2 separate regions of the Homo sapiens genome follow, and region 2 is linked to region 1. A link is an interaction called in ENCODE POLR2A ChIA-PET data of the cell type or tissue named here. Cell type or tissue: PC-3. All regions are shown on one strand. Links, peaks and the distances in the headings refer to the core of each region. The heading gives the core; the rest is flanking DNA.

Evidence for each region. Peaks named below come from ENCODE experiments on the same cell type or tissue, not always from the same donor. Only the 100,000 strongest peaks of a DNase experiment are listed, where the experiment ranks them.
Region 2: POLR2A ChIA-PET joins it to region 1 with 9 read pairs; 2 of 35 experiments call an interaction of 5 or more read pairs at or near these places.

What each region holds. Positions count from the first base shown.
Region 1 is chrX:70,040,374-70,045,750 of GRCh38, reverse strand. AWAT2 (acyl-CoA wax alcohol acyltransferase 2) reads left to right here. Exons shown (of 8, transcript NM_001002254.1): 2 at 1,289-1,399; 3 at 1,755-1,825; 4 at 2,069-2,273; 5 at 2,508-2,682; 6 at 3,365-3,564; 7 at 3,789-3,978; 8 at 4,129-5,209. The coding sequence ends at 3,943. Among named protein-coding and RNA genes, the nearest start is that of AWAT2, 6.9 kb to the left of the region's middle. In PC-3, for the core only: a CTCF peak has its summit at 2,470; no DNase peak of the experiment used is centred there; H3K27ac peaks cover 1,889 bases.
Region 2 is chrX:70,218,060-70,223,436 of GRCh38, reverse strand. It overlaps the pseudogene RN7SL581P. Among named protein-coding and RNA genes, the nearest start is that of AWAT1, 14 kb to the left of the region's middle. In PC-3, for the core only: no CTCF peak of the experiment used is centred there; a DNase peak (open chromatin) is centred at 2,966; H3K27ac peaks cover 1,867 bases.

The sequences.
Region 1 (5,377 bases), core at 183-5,182:
AGCATGGGAGACCAATTATCTGAGACGGTGTGCATCTGAAATTACCTTTATTCCACTTCTATACTTGATTAATAATTTGGCTGCATATATAATATCTTAGCTGTGTCTAGTGTAAGTATTTGAGTCTAGAGTCTGTTTGGTTCAATTTTTTGGGGAACAATCCTCCCATCATCCAGTTGTGTAGGGGAGGAGAGGGAACCTGGGGTTCTAATTCCTTGGCAGACTTTCAACCAATCCTCCAGTTTTTCTAGCCCTGTGCCTCATCCCTGCCTCTTGTGGCACCTGATGCCTCCAAATTCTGAGTCTTTCCTAGATCCTCCAGTGCAAATAGGCTCACATCTTGTAGGCATCCCCCTTGCAGGTAACTAGATTTTAATTTTTTTGTTCTAAGTCAGTTACCCACTCTTCCATCTGCTTTCCTACATGGAAATGTTTTGCTAATATCTCTTATCTGCTGTTGGCATCTCATTAATTCTCTTTCTCCTTGTGGATCTACACTTTAAAAAACATTTTAATGATAATTTTCATGGAGCTCCAGCAAGAAGTCAAGGCAAAACCTTGTGTTCAATCTGCAATGTTCAATTAGAAATGTTCTCTGTCTTTTCTAACCTTTTACTGACCCACTTTCCCAAATAATCTTACTACAGCTGCCTTAAAAACTGAGTCCAGTAGTAATTCTGAGTGTGGCTCCCTATGACTCATCTCTAGTAACTCTTCCTAACCATGCTAACCTACAGTGTTCCTATCTTACTGGAACTTAATACAGCCCAGTACCTTATTCTATTCTGGTTTGTATTTTTCTTTGTTTGCCATCTGGTGTGCTCCCAACTGGGCTGAAGATGGGTCTTTGCTTTCCCTGGTATTCCCTTAACTAATGCCTCAGAGAGAAGATTTGGAGAGGAGGACGTGAATTGGAGGAAAACTGTTCCAGGATTCCCCACCTCTGGTGGCCCACCGCTGGCTCACTGCCATTGACCACACTGCAGGCAGAGCCCAGTGCAGTGCTGGAGCAGGGCCCAGAGAGGAGAGGGCTTACAGTGTGAATTCAGCTCAGCTGGGGAAGAAGACACCTTCCCTTCTAGACCTGAATCGGGTTCCCAAGGCCAGATAGAAGAGGGGGCTGGGAACATGGGCAGATGGGCCAGGTGCTGGGGTGAAGAAGTGAGAGTGTTGAGTGGGTATGGGTGAGAGAGAGTGCACGTGACCTTGGGGTGGACAGAACTCCGGAGAGAGGGTAAGTGTGAGGGACTGCTTGAAATTCATTAACTCTGGTCTGGGCTTCCTGCAGCAACCACTGTGATTGCTGTCAACCTCTACCTGGTGGTGTTCACACCATACTGGCCTGTCACTGTGCTTATTCTTACCTGGCTGGCTTTTGACTGGAAGACCCCTCAGCGAGGTAAGCATCCTGCTGGTGCTGTGTTGCCACATGCCACATGCTCTTTCCCCTTCTCTCATCACAATCCTGAGAGGCTCTGGCCAATTCCCAGACAGCCCTTTAGCCTGTCCCTCCCTGGGCTAGAGAGGCTGAGGGAAGGGGTCCTTTTAAGGTGGTAGAAAGGCCCAGATCAGAACTGGAGTGGGTTAGGGGAGGGGCAGCTAGTGAAGCAGAAGCTAGGCCTGTCCTAAATTGCCCTGATATGCCCACCTTGGTTGCCACTTAAGAGGCCAGGAAACAGCAGGGGGTGAGAGCACCCTGGGGCAGGCCCACAGTGGGAATGGACAAAGCTTGGCTGCATTGCCTCTGTTTTCAGGCGGCCGCCGGTTTACCTGTGTGAGGCACTGGCGCCTGTGGAAACACTACAGCGATTATTTCCCTCTCAAGGTCAGTAGCCCCAGGTCCCCACTCAGGCCCAGGTCCAGCCCCGACTTCAGTGCTAGCAGTTGGGTCAGGCTAGGGGTGGAGGGCGCCATCCACATTGAGCCTCTTGAGAATGACGCCCCCTGGAGTTGCACATTGGGCAACCTGCATGGCTAGACCTAGCAGTCCTTTTCCTTTCAGATCTCTGCCCAAAAGAGAAGTTCTCTACCCTGGGAATAGCCCTCCTGATTCTACTTTCTTCCGCAGCTTCTGAAGACTCATGACATCTGCCCCAGCCGCAACTACATCCTCGTCTGCCACCCTCATGGGCTCTTTGCCCATGGATGGTTTGGCCACTTTGCCACAGAGGCCTCAGGCTTCTCCAAGATATTTCCTGGCATCACCCCTTACATACTCACACTGGGAGCCTTTTTCTGGATGCCTTTCCTCAGAGAATATGTAATGTCTACAGGTAAGTTGGCTCCTAGGACACAAAGCCAAAGAAAAAATGGCTCCCCAAGGGAGAATTGTAGGGGGATGCGTGAGAGCAAGGCCAGCTCCCAATCCCCTCTGGTGTGAAACAGCTATCATAGGCTCACCTGCCTGATGTTAGGCTCCTTGCACTCCCCCTCCTTTGAAGCAGTAGAAAGGAAATGTAGGGGTTTGGGAAGTGACCAGTGGCTGTTTGGCTTTTTCTATCCACCAGGGGCCTGCTCTGTGAGTCGATCCTCCATTGACTTTCTGCTGACTCATAAAGGCACAGGCAACATGGTCATTGTGGTGATTGGTGGACTGGCTGAGTGCAGATACAGCCTGCCAGGTTCTTCTACCCTGGTGTTGAAGAACCGGTCTGGCTTTGTGCGCATGGCCCTTCAGCATGGGTAAGGACAGCTCCAGTCCAGGCTGGCGGAAGGGATCCAAAAGTGTTGCAGGGAAAGAAGAAGAGGGGGTTTTGATGAAAGGACATCCACAGAGAGAGGAGGAAGTATACAATACATTCTTACGAACTATGGTCATCAGAAAGATAAGTTTTATTTGTCAATTAAAAAAATAAATAAGTTAAAAAAAAAAAAGAGGGAGGAGGAAAGCCACCTCTGGGTTGAAGAGCTGGGGCCAGGTCCTGGAGGCATTTCTGCTGAAGCAGAATGGGCAGAGGGCCAGCCCTGAGCCTGTTCTCCCTCACACCAGCCTCTCATCTGGGCCGGCCCCTCTATACAAGGGGACTGGCAACAACCCTGTCTCAGAGAGAGCCAAGCTTAGCTTGTGTTAAAGTGAAGAAAATCAACTGGCATGGCCCTTGGGTCTTACTTTCCAGCGTTTCAGACCCAGGGGTTCCCAGGAGGGTCTGGGCTTGCCTCCTTCTTTAGCTTACTGCTACTTTGCTCCCACAGGCAGCCAGGGGTAGGCCATGGAGCCCCCACACTCAACTTGGACCTAGGCACAGCTGGACTGGGGTCTGAGAAGCCTGTAGGCAGACCCAGGGATCATGCGCCGTCAGCGTGTCTGGCATTCGACAAGGTCCCTACCTTTCTGGGCTTCAGAAGATATGCTTTTGCTCTGCAGGGTGCCTCTAATACCTGCCTATGCCTTTGGGGAGACGGACCTCTATGATCAGCACATTTTCACTCCTGGTGGCTTTGTCAACCGCTTCCAGAAGTGGTTCCAGAGCATGGTACACATCTACCCTTGTGCTTTCTATGGACGTGGCTTCACCAAGAACTCCTGGGGCCTTCTGCCCTATAGTCGGCCTGTAACCACCATCGGTGAGTGGGCGTTTCTGCTGGCAGCCTGAGTCTAGGACACAGGATCTAGCTCTGAGGCTGAACCTCAGCTCTGACTCTGCTCAGAGGCAGGGAGGCTGGCTGGGATGAGTGGCAGCTTTTTGAGGTGAGGATGGGGAAGAGTCTGGGCTTGAAGCCTGGGGCCCATTCTGAGGAATGAGCTATTCTGATGCTTTTCCCTTTTCCTTCACTGTCTCCCCTGGCAGTCGGGGAGCCTCTACCAATGCCCAAGATTGAGAATCCAAGCCAGGAGATCGTGGCTAAATATCACACACTCTATATTGATGCCCTACGTAAACTGTTTGACCAGCATAAGACCAAGTTTGGTATCTCAGAGACCCAGGAGCTGGAGATAATTTGACAGACATCCCCAGTAGCCTTCACCCTGGCTGGAAGGTATGGATGGACCCAGTGAGAACAGGAGGACAAAAGTCACCTATCAGGCTCCCGCTCCTGATTTGACCAGTCCTCCTTATGGGGAGGGGCTGTTTGTTCATTTGCTTGTTTTCTGCACTCCTTTTCCCACCTCCTTTTTTTTCCTTCCAGCTCTTTTCTGCCCTTTCTTTGCAGCTACTGGTGAGATAGTCCCAAGAAACAGGGAAGAGCCTAGGGGAGAGGTGCCCTGACGGCACTTTGGTGCCAGCATTGAGGAAAACAATGGACAAAATAAAAAGCCCATCTTCTGATAACTGCGTGTGCACCAACTACTCTGTTTTGAAGGCTCTGGGATGCATGTCTCTCCTTCTCTAGCTGTCAAACAGCCCCATCTCCCGGCATTGAGCCCCATCTTCTGGCATTGAGTCCTGCTTCCTACAGGAGTAGGACTGGGGCCTTGAGAGCCAGTGGGCTTTGAGTTTAAGCTCCACCAACTTCAAGCCATGTGACTTTGGGGCAATCAGTCACCTCTGAGCCTCCTTTCTTCTTCTATAAAATGAGACTAACAATCTGTCTCTTGCTTACCTCAAAGGCCGTTGGGAAGATCAAACAATATTGGATGTGATTGAACTTTATAAACTGGAGAGCTACACCATTTTCTTCTCCAACCATTTTACCCATTTCCTGTCCCTGAGCAAACAACGCCCGAAATACCCTCTGCTACCCACTAGCCCTCACTCAGTTTCTGCCTCACAAAGCTGTAACAGAATGGGTTGGGCTCAGGCCTAATTTTCTCTGTCATTCCCTCAGCAACTTGCCTATACTTGTGTGGCCCTATAATTCTGGCCTTTGTTTGAGAGTCAGCCAGCCTGCTCAGGATGAAAATGAGGCGCCTGGCTTTTAGCAGCCATAAAGAACTCTCCTTCTGAATGGCAAGTCTCTCAGACTCTTGGTCTAATGGCTGTTGCAATGACAGGCTACAAAATTTGGCTCACATCCCTCTCATTCCATCCCTCTTGGGTGGGTGCCATTTGGTCCAGTGATTTACCTGCATTACGTTGGTCAATTTGGTCTACAACATCCTGCGTGTTTACTGCAGTGTGAGCTGCTGCCTCTATCCTGGGTGCCTGCCTCATGTGATGATTTGTATACAGTGGCCAAAGACATGCTTCTGCTTTTCTGCTGTCTTTGTTACTTCTTGTGCCAGAGATTACGTTTTCCCTGAGCTTCCATAAAGTGTTTTTAAACAGTCTGTAGCTTTCCTGTGACTGGTTTCCTTAAAAAACAAACAAACAAACCTCTAAGGTGGCCATAGGACCAGCCTGGGCTCCAACACCCAGCCCATGCACACCTGGCCATTGCAGGTTTGTCGTGGTCTGCTGTGTGCACATTGTTCCACCTATACGATGGCACAGGGGCG
Region 2 (5,377 bases), core at 204-5,203, 180 kb before region 1:
AAATAAAATATGGCTTAAATAAGTTAAAGATCTATGTCTTTCTTTCTCTCAGTCACCACAAGGTATCTGCGTTACTGTGGCAGTTCTGCTCAATGAAGTTGTTAGGGGCCCGGGCCCCTCCATCCCTGGGGTGTTGGCCTTACTTGCATTATCCACGCTGGTTCATCACCAGGTCTCCCTAGACCATTGTAATAGCCTCTTAATGACCTCCCTGCTTTGGCATTTGCCCCATTACATTCTATTTTCTACCAGACAGCTAGAGGAAGGCTTCTAAACTGTAGGCCAGATTTTGCCATTCCCTGCTCAAAGCCCTTCCAATGATGACGACAATCTCTAGACACTGATGTGGAGTGATTTCCAGAATATATTTTAGTGAAAAAAGCAAGATACAGAGCAGCATATATAGTAATACTACCTTTTGGGCTAGATGAGGGGAACAAAATATATATATTTTTATATATTATATACATTATTATATATTATATATAATATGTATTTGTACATATATAAAACATGTTTATATATATGTACAAATACATATATACAGAAATGCTTTTATTGCAAAAAGTACTCTACAAGGAAAACAAACCCCAAATTAACAAAAATGGTTATCTGTAGGGAGAGGGAAAGGACAGGTTAGAGGGGGTGGAGATGGAAGTGAGATGTCTCTGAATATACTGTATCATATCAGCTAATAAGTGTGGAGGGAATGACAGAAATAGAAAAACATTATTGTACAACCTCTGATGAAATAATAGTGTCAGTCAATGATGATCATTGGCTGCTAAAACCATGAGGTGAAAGGTGGATATAGAATGTCACAATGAAAAGATCACGCTGTCACCACCTGCACTTCTGATCAATCTTAGAATCACTAAAAGTGGGGCAACCTATACTTATGAAGTATTAGTATACTTCATATATATAAAGGACCTACCTATACTTATTCTTACCTCTAAAGTTAATCCTGAATCTAAACAAGCCTTGGACTAACTTTCAGTTTACAGGAAATGGAATAAAGGAACAAATTAAAAGATACCACAGGGAAGCAAACAGAGAAATCCAGAATCCAGGACTTTTTACAGGACAGTAATCTAGTTTCTTTAAGAAGTCAGTGGATCCGGGCTTGGAGACACGTACCTGTAGTCCCAGCTACTTGGAACGCTGAGGCAGGAAGATTGCTTGAGCCCAGGAGCTCTGGGCTGGAGTGTGCTATGCCAGTGGGGTATCTGCACTAAGTTTGGCACAAGTTTGGCATTGATATGGTGACCTCTCGGGAGCAGCGGGGACCACCAGATTGCTTAAGGAGGGGTGAACTGAGCCAGGTTGGAAATAGAGCAGGTCACAACTCCAGTGCTGATCAGTGGTGGGATCGTGCCTATTAATAACCACTGCACTCCATCCTGGGCAACATAATGAGACCCCTTTTCTTAAAAATAAGTCCGTGGTATGAAAAAAGTGAGGGACAGGAGATGAAGGACTGCTTTAGATGAAAATAATTTATGGGACATCATAAACCAACTGGAAAAAATATTTTTAAGGCAATGAGGGAAATTTGACTATGGACTGAGCATTAGATGATACCAAAGAATTAATTTTGTTAGTTGTGATAATGGCTTTATTTTTATGTAAGAAAATATTCATATTTTTCAGATGTGACATATGTAAGGGTGAAATTTGCTTTAAAATACTTCAGCAAAAATAGAAAATTTGAAATAGATGAAGGAAGTGGTATTATCTTGATAATTGTTGAATCTAGGTGATGAATTTATGGAGGTTCATTATACTATTCTCTCTACTTTTGTATCTGTTTAGAAACTTTCATAATAAAACATTTTAACTCCTCCAACAATTCCTCCTCTCACTTAGAAAAAATATCCAAAGTCAACACCTTGATCCCTGAGGTCCTACTTGATCTAGTCCCTGTCACCTCTCTCACCTCATCTTCCATTCTCCCCCTGTTCATTTCACCTCAGCCAGTTACCAGGCCATCTTGCTGTTCCCTAAACATGCCAAGTAGATTCCTTCTCAGTATTTTTGTCCTTACTCATCCCTTTGCTTGGACTGTTCTTCCCCCAGTGGCAGCTGGTTGCCTCACTTCATTCAGATCTCTATCCAAATAACACATTTCCAGGAAGGGTCTCTGTCAGTACCCCAGCTGAAATAGGACTCCCACTGAGCCCTTGATTTTTCTTCACGGTACTTATCACTACCTAATGGTGTGGCTTGCTTACTTGATTGATTGTCTGCCTCCCTAAACTAGAATACAAACTCTCTGAGGGCAGAGTCTTTGTTTTATTCAGTGCTGCAATCCCAACATCTGGTAGGTTGGCACAAAAGTAATTCTTTTTTTTTTCCTTTTTTTTTTTTTTTTTTTTTTTGAGACAGAGTCTCACTCTGTCACCCAGGCTGGAGTGCAGTGGTGTGATCTCAGCTCACTGCAACCTCCGCCTCCCAGGTTCAAGCGATTCTTCTGCCTCAGCCTCCCGAGTAGCTGGGGCTACAGGCATGTGCCACCATGCCTGGCTAATTTTTGTATTTTTAGTAGAGACAGGTTTTCACCATATTGGCCAGGCTGGTCTTGAACTCCTGACCTCGTGATCTGCCCACCTCGGCCTCCCAAAGCGCTGGTACAGGCATGAGCCACTGCACCCAGCCTTAGTGCAAAAGTAGTTCTATTAGGTTGCACCAACCTAATAGAACAGTGGTTGCCACATAGTAGGAACTCCATAAGCATTTGTTAAAATAACCAAAGAACAGGGTAGTGATCACTTGAAAGCACTGAGTGATTTGTCAGGTTGACACATTTGCTGAACTGCTAATCCTCTACAAACACCATGTGCTATAATGACCTGTATATGTCATATGGTGTGACAGATCTCGGAGATAAAGAGTGAGGCATCTCCCAGACTCTGCTTGTCTTCAGGGAGGACTTGTTTGCACAGATGCTTTGGGGCTGTGTTACCTGGCTCACCTCCAGGCAGTTGGTTTGTAAAGCGGGTGGAGCCCTCCTCTAGCTATCAGCATGACTGCTGTGTTTTCTGATTCACCAGTTCCCTGTCCAAGGCCATCCCTAAGCTCTGTTTTCTTCCAGTTACTGGGGAAAACAGGAAAACTGGTTGTTGAGAAAAAGCGCCACCAGGTCTTGGGAGCCAGCATGTAGGCTCTCAATGTTTTTAATTCTTCCTCAGACATCGTGCCTTGAGACTGTGGTGGTTTATGTTGTGGAGGCCTGAAAAGAGTGAGTTCCCTGTGACAGTTGTGGACCTGGCAGCAGCAGTGAGTCTGAAGGTCTGTTTACTTCCCTCAACAAGGAATTGTTCCCCTATCTACATTACATCCAACCTCTCCCTTGTCCCTCTTGGTACTTTCTTGTTATGCAGCGACAGAATAGAAGTGAGCTTGGGCCTGAGGCACCTGAGGGATGCCTGAGCAGAGGCCCCATTCATTTCTTTTCAGCTCAACAAATGCTAAGGGACCTTGACCACTGATTTTGCTGCACATGAGGTAGTGTTGTGCCATTGGGTTGGAGTCTTGCTTCTGCCTAGAAAGCACCAGGGCCAAGGAAAAACATTTGTAGGCTCTGAGGAGGGCCCCACTGTTTTCTCTTAAGGGAATAGACCACAAAGGAACTGCAAGCAGAGGGACTCTAAATCCTGAGCCCATCTTCTGAGAGTCCCTTCAGTTTATTCTGTTATTTTTATGGTTTGATGATTTAAATGAAACTCTTTAATCTAATTACAATACACTTAGGTATACGGCATGACATTTTAACTCTTTCCTCCAAATAATAGCTTACTTCCCCTGTAGCACCATTTATTGAACAATCCACCTCTTCCTTGTTTATTTGTGAGGCTTCCTTTATCCTGTATTCTGTGTGTGTGTGTGTGTGTGTGTGTGTGTACACACAGACATGTATATATATATATGTTATTTCAACTGTTTATTCTTTCAGATGAATTTTAGAATAAATTTCTTACATTTCAGACAAAACCCTGTTAGTATTTTATGTACATTAAACATTCAGTTTAATTTGGAAATAATAGCTTCACAACATTGAATTGTCTCATCCAGGAACGTGGTAAATCTCTGTTTATTCCCACATTCCTTTATGTATCTCATTAATGTTTGTAGCTCTTTCTCCCATTGTGTTTTCTAGTCTGGTTGTTATTGGTATATAGGAAAAGTTTATTTTTGTGTATATTATCTTGTATTTAGCTGAACTCTCTTATGAATTCTAACAATTTCTCAGCTTCTTCTCTTGAGTTTTTAAAGTAAACAACCATATTGTTTGCAAATAACTTATAGCTTAGTTGTTCCTGGGCCAAGTTCAGACATTAGGCTATCATAAGGTAAACTCAAATCCTATTGGCACAATATAATAATACATTGTAATTTTGTTCCTAAAGACTCATCTCACACTGTAAAAATGCCAAAATTGATCATGAAAATAAATGAAAAGAAAATCCAAATATATTATTTTAAAAACTCGTGTTAACTATGTAAAACCAAACACTCAATAGAAATGCTACATCATAAATGCTTCTTTTGGATTGACTAGCCTAAAAAAAAAGAAATGCTTCTCTTGGAGGATTATTTTTTCTCAGAGACTGGACTATCTCAGATGCCTTAAAATAGACATCCATTGTGAAGAACATGAAAAACTACTGAATTTGTACACTTTAAAAGAATGAATTATATAGTGTATTAGTCTATTAGTCTGTTCTCATGCTGCTAATAAAGCCATACCTGAGACTGGGTAGTTTATAAAGGAAAGAGGTTTAATTGACTCACAGTTCAGCATGGCTTGGGAAGCCTCAGGAAACTTACAATCATGGTGGAAGAGGAAGCAAACACATCCTTCTTGACATGGCAGCAGGAAGGAGAATAATGAGTGAAGAGGGGAAAAGCCCTTATAAAATCATCAGATCTCATGAGAACTCACTCACTATCACAAGAACAGCGTGAGGGTAACCACCCCCATGATTAAATTACCTCTCAGCCAGGGACAGTGGTTCATGCCTGTAATCCTAGCACTTTGGGAGGCCTAGGCAGGTGGATCACCTGAGGTCAGGAGTTCAAGGCCAGCCTGGCCAACATGGAGAAACCCTGTCTTTACTAAAAATACAAAAATTAGCCTGGCATGGTGGTGGGTGCCTGTAATCCCAGCTACTCAGGAGGCTGAGTCAGGAGAATGGCTTGAGCCCGGGAGGCAGAGGTTGCAGTGAGCCGAGATTGCACCACTGCACTCCAACCTGGGAGACTGAGCAGGACTCTGTCTCAAAAAAACAAAACAAAACAAAACAAAACAAAACAAAAACCTCTCACTACGTCCCTTCCACGACACATGGGGATTATGGGAATTATAATTCAAGAT